2 separate regions of the Homo sapiens genome follow, and region 2 is linked to region 1. A link is a loop called in an ENCODE intact Hi-C map of the cell type or tissue named here. Cell type or tissue: heart left ventricle. All regions are shown on one strand. Each heading gives the region's core, and the rest is flanking DNA. Links, peaks and the distances in the headings are about the cores only. Region 1 has its middle 8.3 kb from the start of C1orf216. Region 2 has its middle 9.3 kb from the start of SFPQ.

The links. Peaks named below come from ENCODE experiments on the same cell type or tissue, not always from the same donor. Only the 100,000 strongest peaks of a DNase experiment are listed, where the experiment ranks them.
Region 2: it touches region 1 in a loop (2.6-fold over the local background); 9 of 110 quality-filtered maps call a loop at or near these places.

Annotation. Positions count from the first base shown.
Region 1 is chr1:35,724,936-35,729,335 of GRCh38, forward strand. It overlaps a transcript of CLSPN not described here. Among named protein-coding and RNA genes, the nearest start is that of C1orf216, 8.3 kb to the left of the region's middle. RefSeq lists a silencer at 823-1,006. In heart left ventricle, for the core only: a CTCF peak has its summit at 2,109 (motif pointing left); a DNase peak (open chromatin) is centred at 2,071.
Region 2 is chr1:35,200,207-35,204,606 of GRCh38, forward strand. No RefSeq gene overlaps it. Among named protein-coding and RNA genes, the nearest start is that of SFPQ, 9.3 kb to the left of the region's middle. RefSeq lists an enhancer at 1,841-2,020. In heart left ventricle, for the core only: a CTCF peak has its summit at 2,081 (motif pointing right); a DNase peak (open chromatin) is centred at 2,064.

The sequences.
Region 1 (4,400 bases), core at 194-4,193:
AATATGCCCATTCCCCTATCTTCCATTTTGGCTGTTTTCCCAGCTGTAAAATGACAAGGCGGTACATTCAATTAGAAGTTTTAAAGCATTTTTAGAGCCTTGAAGTAATTTCTTTTTCCTCAACAAAATCTTTCCAATATATCCAGTTTGAGATCTGTCTTCCCCTAAACCCTCCACCTAAGGGCTCCGAGGGAACTTCAGAGAAGCTTTTAAAAGTTCGGCAGGGCACAGCTGCAAATCCACTGCACCAGATGAACCTAGGAAATGAATCCTCCCCCTGTCCCCAACACTGTTCCCCTTCTCACCCACCCCTTCCAAGGGAAAAGGGAGAAACAGGTCTTTTCGGAGCTGCTGGAAGAATGAAAGGTAATATAAATTCTTTCTCTCCAGTGCACTCAAGCGGTCACCAGGACATCAGAAAAGCCAAATCCAAGGTCCCAAGGCTCTTGATCATCCAGTGCCCACAACAGAGGGAGTAAGCTAGACGGAGAAGCTGAAGTGAAGGAGGAAAGAGAGAAGGGGGTGCCTGTTCCACCCCCTTCCTAGCAGCTGCCTCTGTGGGCTCCATAATCCCCATGCCCTCTCCCCCACCCCACCCTCCGGCCGCCCACCTCTCCTCCACCCACCCCATTCATCAGTAGGAGGGCACTGTATCAGCACAGCCTTTCAAGGCCTGACAGTTCCTTTCTGGGTGCCCCCCACATGTAACCACTTAACCCCCAGCACAAAGGGCCAGCCTGAATGGGCTTGGAGCCGGTGGCTCGTGCGGAGGGGGAGGCCTCAATAGGATTTGGGGAGCTGGGTGTATAAACCGCTCTGCTCCAGCAGCCCTCAATGGAGGAGCTGGAGTTGGGGCATGTGCCGAGGGGAGGAGCTCGGCAGCTGCATCCCGCCCCTGAACAATGATTTATTCATTCTCCTGGCACGCACAGAGAAGACAGGCTGGGGAAACATGGCCCCACAAATCGCCCTCAGCCTCAGCTGATTCCCACGGCAATCATTGCAGTTCAGAGTGCCCCCTCCCACTTGTAATGTTTTGCCTCAAGCTTGCCCTTCCTCTTCCTCGTAAGGAAGTAGACTACATTACGGGAGGCCTTAAGTAGCCTTAAATTCAGGCAAGCATCGTTCTTTGAGTTGGTTGCACCCAAACTCAATCTCACTCTCTCAAAGCTTTCTGGCCAGGTTTTCCTCACACACCCATAGAAACAGATGCAGACAAAAAAAAAAAAAAAAAAAAAAAGCGCATAGCAAAACCTGTCTCCAGGATGGCCCCCAGCAGGGAGTTGGGGAGCTTAGCCTAGAAGTAACTGACAGGTGATGGGAATGTAGTAAATGTTTGCTGGATGAGTTAATGGCTGCTAACAAAAGGTAGTATGCTTGCTGCTGTCACTCCTCTTCCCAGACCCTTTCCTCCTTCTTGTAGTCACATCCATCTGGCTCCAATTCCCAGAAGAATCTCTTAGAAATCTTTGGGGATGAGGGGACAGAATGAAGACAGGTAAGCAAAGATGCTAAAACCTGTAAATAAACAATGCTGGGTGGTGGTGGTGGGGGTGCGGTTTCAAGAAGTCAAATTGTGACAAAAGGAAATTTGCTCTCGCCCTCTTGCCTCCATATGTCATGTCACCAGGGCCAGATCACACACACACATCATCATAATAAATAAAACTGAAAATCAATACCGTTAGCAGAACAGGGAGAGCCAGAATGAAGTGACCATCCTCAGACTGGCCCCTGGGCCTACTGGCCCCAAGCTTGTAATTACCTTGTCACACAGAAAACAAATCTATTGTGGGTGGTAAGTGTGAGAGGTGGGGGATCCCAGGCACGGAGCTTGCCGGACGAGGAGCAGGGGAAGGGGCACAGTAGGAAGACTGATTGGCCTTCAGTGATGGTGGTACAGGAGCTTGAGACTAACAAAACTAAGGCCTGGACAGTTTAAGAAAGTTTTGTTGTTTTAGTCAGGAGGGTGAACACCCTAAGGGAGGTGATCCTGCCCAATACTGGTGTGGGGCGTGAAGTTGCCGGGGAAAAGGCTTCAAGCCCACTCCTGGAGCCTCAGAAGGGCAGGTGGCTAGGATGCTGCTGCCCTCTGGTGGGCATAAAGAGACAGTATCCACACCTCCAACGCTGGAAATCCATTGCAAAGGAGTCTCCGTTCTTTGTTGTTCTAAAGGCTTGGCCACCAGGACTAGTGCATTCATAGCTTGGATTTCCCAGGAAGCCAACTCTGAGACTGTTTAATGTGCTGGATGTTTATTAAGAACCTCCTTTGGGATCAACAGCTGTGGAAGAATGAGAATGAGCAGGAGTGGCCAGAGGAAGAGGCTGATCTACAAGACAAGCCAGTGACAGCCTCAGCCAACCCCACAGGGAGCTCTGAAGCTAGAATGGCCCTTCAGAGTTGACCCAAAATAAGCTAAGAAGGCCAGGCCGTTACACACCTGTTGCCATTGAATGTGGGCTATCCTTGACCTTGGGCAAGGTGCTCTCTGAGGCAATTCCCACCCTGGAAGACTGTCTGCATAGTGCTTCCAACAGCTAGGCCAACAAGGCCTTCATGGAAGGGTCCACCCTCCACACCATAACTCATCAAATATTTGTCAAAGGAACAGCAGGTTTAGATCATGCCTCAGGCTGCAGGCTCAGTTGGGACAGTCTACAAGTCTCAGTTACCGGGGCTGTTATGCACTGATCCTTGGAAACGGTGAGGGGGGCCTTAATGCTCAGATTCATGGATTCATTCATTCAACGAGCATTTGTTGAGATTTACTCTGTGCCAGGCCTTGAGGCAGACACTTTACAATTTTTTTTTATTTAATCCTCACAACTGTGAAGCTAGTATTAACTCAGATTATTCAGATGAGATCAAGTTATTAAGTAGCTTTCACAGTCCAATGACACTTTGAAAAAAATGCCACTCACAATGGGACAAGTGCTATTGCTGCCGCCAAAGATTTCTCAGGCCAGAAAGGGTCTTGGCTGTCTTCTGTGTGTGTGCATATGTGTATGAACTGGATGGCTTGCTTTCTGCTTTCAGCCAGAACATTTCCTCTATGGCAGCCAAGAGCTATGCCTCAATAGCCTCCTGCTTTAATTCCTTCCTAAAAATGTTGCTGCTCAAGGTAACAAAACCACAAGCTTTTTTTTTTTTTTTTTTTTTCTTTTGAGGCAGTCTCACTCTGTCACCCAGACTGGAATGCAATGCTGCAGTTTTGGCTCATTGCAGCCACAACCTCCAGGCTCAAGTGATTTCCTACCTCAGCCTCCCAAGTAGTTGGAACCACAGGTGCATGCCACCATGCACAGCTAATTTTTGTATTTTTTGTAGAGATGGGGTTTCGCCATTTTGCCCAGGCTGGTCTCAAACCCCTGAGTTCAAGCAAACCCCCCACCTCAACCTCCCAAAGTGCTGGGATTACAGGCATGTGCCACCATGCCTGGCCCAAAACCACAAGTTTTACAAATTCCTGGTTGTAGCTACAGAGCAAGCCACCATTGCCCAAAAGAAAACTGGGCTAGCTCCTTCCCTGGATAGTCAATGGAGAGACAGCCCTGGATCCTCAGTGTTCTTTTAGCCATTTGATCATCAGAAAGTTGATGATAAGTTCTTCCCTAATGTCTAACCTCCATATTTGCTGCAACTCTTTGGAACAATAACATTGAAGGGACAAGAAGCACAGGTTTCTGTTTCAGAAAACTCTCAGTACCCTGCACCTCTCACTAACCTGCCCACTCTGTGTAAGGGACTGAGGGCTGGAAAGATAGAGAAAACTGTCAGCTGCTGTTCTTCTATAGCCCTGATGGGTTCTAATCCTTGGTCAATTAAGACATCCAGCAACCAACATGAAGATTTTAATTTTCTCATTTAGATTCTAATCATAAAGAACTTGAAGGAAAATGAAGGAGGGAGTATGCTTGGAAGTCATGGAACAATTTCTGGGTCTAACTACAGAGACATTCACTCAACCTCACCCTCCCCTCAAACACACACACACACACACACACACACACACACACACACACACACACACACACACACACACGCCTTTCCTGCTGGGCCCCCAGAACCTAATTTTTCACGTTTGGAAAACCCAGATGATTTTTGCCTAGGTCCATCTGGTTTTCCAAATAACCTGTCTTTTTGATAAATAACGTAAGTTAAATTAGACAAGACAAACAAACAGAAGGGTGGGCAGTCAGCCTTTTTCCTTCCTTCAGCCTCTGAGAAAAAGAGATGAGGGCCAAAAAACCCAAACCACGGCTCACTCCCAACCCTGCCTCAGCACTTTCTACCCCTTGGACTAGGCAATAATTCTCCAGCCTGGAGCTGGGAGCTGCCTCTTCAACCCTACATCTAGCCCACCAGCCATCAAGAATTCCGCGGACTACGGTTCTCT
Region 2 (4,400 bases), core at 226-4,225, 520 kb before region 1:
GGAGGTTGCAGTGAGTTGTGATGGTGCCACTAAACTCTATCCTGGGTGACAGAGCAAGATTCTGTCTCTAAATAAAAGTTAAAAGTTTGGTATGTGTACCAAAAGAGTAATTATTTAATACTGTGAGTAATATCTACTTCAAATAATAGCCAGTATCAAAATAGCCAAAATCAACTGATCATTTAGTTTATGCCATACAATGTAGTAAATACTTAATATTGAATTGTGTTTTTGTTTTTGGTATTGTTTTGTTTTGTTTTGTTTTGTTGAGATGGAGTCTTGCTCTGTCGCCCAGGCTGGAGTGCAGTATTGCGATCTTGGCTCACTGCAACCTCCGCCTCCTGGGTTCAAGCAATTCTCCTGCCTCAGCCTCCCAAGTACCTGGGACTACAGGTACCTACCACCAGGCCCACCTAATTTTTGTATTTTTAGTAGAGACAGGGTTTCATCATGTTGGCCAGGCTGGTCTCGAACTCCTGACATCAGGTGATCCACCCACCTTGGCCTCCCAAAGTGCTGGGATTATAGCCGTGAGCCACTGTACTCGGCCTTAATATTGAATTCTTATTACAACTCTGAGATTTATAGTATTATTTGCTCATCTTTCAGATTAAAAAACCACCATTACTGTAATCCAAGGTAACATTATTCTTTCTCTCTCTTTTTTATTTCTTGAGAGGTGGAGTCTCATTATGTTGCCCAGGCTGGTCTCAAACTTCTGTGCTCAAGTGATCCTCCCACCTCAGCCTCCTGAGTCTACAGGCACAGGTCACTATGCCCAGCCAAGCTAACGTTGTTTTATTACATCCAGGATACACACTGGAAACTAACAATGTAACATGATTTCTCACCTAGACTTCTGCAAAAGCTTTCTGACTGGTCATCCCAATTGCCTTCCTCCTTCCTATTTTCCAGGCAGCAAGCAAATTATCATTTTTAAAGGCAAATCTGATGCTTCAGTTCCCCTCTTTTAAATTCCTTATTGTCTTCCTATTGCCCTTAGGAGAAAAAACAACCTCCTTAACTCCTATGATGTCCCTCCATTCCCTGGCCATCGCATTCCTCCCCAGCCTCATCCCTGACTCCTGAATTCTTTGCTGTAGTCACACTGACTGCCTTTAGTTCTTTTAACTTCTCACGTTCTCACCTGAAATAGTATCTTCCTGGTCACCGTCTCCCTCCTTTATGGTTAGCTCTTATCCATCTTTCAGGACTTGACTTACACTTGCCCTTCTCTGGAGGCCTTCTGTGACCCCAAGGACCAAGTTGCTGCATTTCATTAGCATCCTGTACTTTCACTCCTATAGTATTCATCCCACTTTATTATAGAGACTTGCAAAATTGTACACTTTAGCCTGTAAGATCATGAGGACAATGACTGAGATTCTCTTTTAAGCACCAAATCCTCAGGGCCTAGTGCTGTGATACTCTATATTTGAACAAATGAATAAGTGAATGAGCCCATTAATCTTTCCTTTTCTGAACCATTGAAGAATGTCCTCAACATAAATGACAAATTTCAGATATTAAACACAACTCTGTAGTTCACATCTGTGGTCAATTATCATGCCTGAATAATATGTAGAACAATCTTTACCTTGTAATACTCTGAATGTGGGTGAACTTACAGTTCAAACACTATAATTACAATAAAATGAAAATTATAATTATCCTCTTGTTTGAGTATTTATAAGGCCTAGAAGGGTAGGGGATGGAAATAATATGCTTGATGAAACACGCTGCCGCTCTCTAATGAATATTAATTCAATTGACTAAATTTACATCTTCAGCTGTCCCCCAGGGCTTGAGAAACCATGTTGGTCAGCAGGTGTTAATTTAGCTTCGTAGTTCTCTTTTCCAACTTTGAAGAGGCTATTCAGTTTTCAGATCTATCAGCGCTTGTCTCTGAGGCTTCATGCACACAATAGAGAGCTCAAATTATTTTGCTGGGGGCAGAAAAGGAGAGCTAAAAGAAGGACATCTAAGCTCCTCAAATGCACACTGCCTCCCCCAAGGAAGTGGCTCTTAGATGAGCCCAACTGGCAAACTCTAACCGTGCAGTAAAACCCTCACCACTAGGTGTCTCAGTGGCTGTGCCACTTCCTCCATCTCCTTGGAAAGCAAATAGCGGCATACACTCCATTACTCTATTGTTATTGAGCCTCCAAGCAAAGAACCTTTTGGAAGGGTTGATTTCAATACCTGGGTAAATTTTCCAGTAGATCTAATCAGTATCTAGATTGCCTCTCTTAATGAGAGAAACATTGGATTAACTGCAGTGTCTTCCTCTGTTACTGCCTTCCTTTATTTAGGGAAAACGTGCTCTGTTTGTAGTACCTTTATTTATTTAATTATTTCTCCATCTAATTTATTTCTTTATTGTGTTGGGGGATGGGGAGAGGTCTTCCTTAGTCATGATGAGCGACCCCATATTCATCACCTGTCACCCCCACACTGAACTAAATATCTTTCCAGGTTTTTTCCACACAGTTACTTTAGTCTTGAAGGCATTTATTTTCAGCTGCCCCTAAGTTTACCACTTGAACTGATTTTAAAGGTAAAAAAAAAAAAAATGGAGTTTAAAGACTCATCAAATGGAGGAAGATAGCTCAGAGGTAGGTATAAATTTTTACCATAAGTGTACTTCAGAAATTAATGAGAAAGGAAAGAAATATTCAACAAATGGTATTAGAGTATTTAATTTGCTATATATGTATATATATGTATATATATGTATATATGTATATATATGTATATATGTATATATATGTATATATGTATATATGTATATATGTATATATATGTGTATATATATGTATATATGTATATATATATAATCAAACTGATTCTAGATGGATAAAAGAAATATGTGTATTTTTTAAACAAACCCAGAAAGAATGAGAAGAAAATAGAAGTGAATATCAGATCTTTGTCAGGAAGGGCAATTTTTAAGATTTACTCTGATAGAATAAATCACAAAACAAAATATTAGTAAATTTCCCTGCATGAAGATTAGAAACCACCAGGTTAAAAACCAAGACGATAATAAAAATTAAAAGTTAAATTGAAAAAATAATTGCAAGAAAAAATTATAATAAGTGGTTAATATCTTTCCTATGTAAAGGATGTGTACAATTTTATAAGAAAAATAATCAAGATCCCAATTAATAGCCAAAATAAATGAACTAACACATGGAAAATATTCATCCTCTGATGATAATTACAGAACTAGAAATAAAAATGAGAGACTATTTTTCATCTAAGTTAACACAAATTTAAACAGCCACTACTGACATAATTCTTTTGAAAAATAATTTGGCAAATTCATTTTCTCCCTCTCTCTCTCCTTTTCCCTCCCCCTCTCCCTCCCTCTCTGCATCCTCCCCGCTTTCATTCATTCATTTATTTAACAAATACCCTCTGTGTGCCTGCCAGGTGCTGGAATCTAGCCTAAATTCTAAATACAGAAAAATTTTATGTATAAATTTGTTCATCTCCACATGATTACTAATAGCATTAAATCAAAAACATCCTACATTGTCTACATTGTCATCCAGAGGCAAGGTCTTCTTTTGCTTAAGACAATCTTAGTTTATGTTTGATATCCCAGTATAATTAATAAATAGTGCCCCCCCCCCCCCCCACTAAGACAGCTTTCTGGCTGATAGCAGTCAAGTATCTTGAGGAAGGGCCAGTTTTTCTAATTTGTACAAAAGCACCATTGGGATTAGCCACTGTCCATTAAGTTACTAAGGTTGGATGATTTCTGGTTTCCTATTTTTCTGCAATTTCTAGATTTTCTAAAATGGATTTTACGTGTGTGGGCTTTACGTGCATTAACTCATTTAATTTTCACAACCCCGTAATTATTTATTTTTCTTATTTCACCCCCTTTTTTTAAGATAAGGGATTAAGTCACCGAGAGTCACATAGTTATGAAGTGATAGAACCAAGATTTACACCTGCATAGTCCATATCCAGACCTTTAAACAGCAAGTTATCCTGTCCATAGGGATAACTATATCCAGTTGGACTTCTTATTCATTTATGGGGGGATAAAGATTACCTATGCTCACAAATGTTATTTGGAAAGTACATACAAATAGTAGCCCCAAAATGTGTCTATCTCTTACAAACAAAATATGTTCTCTTAAGTCCACTAATTATAAATACATTGTAAATACAGTAATTGAAAATAAAATGCAAGAATTCATTAACAAATAAAATGGAAGAATCCCAAATACCCAATTATGAATTATCTTTTTGATGTATAGTTATATCTGTTTAAATTTCTTTTTATTGGCCAGGCGTGGTGGCTCATGCCTGTAATCCCAGCATTTTGGGAGGTGGATCACTTGAGGTCAGGAGTCCAAGACCAGCCTGGCCAACATGGTGAAACC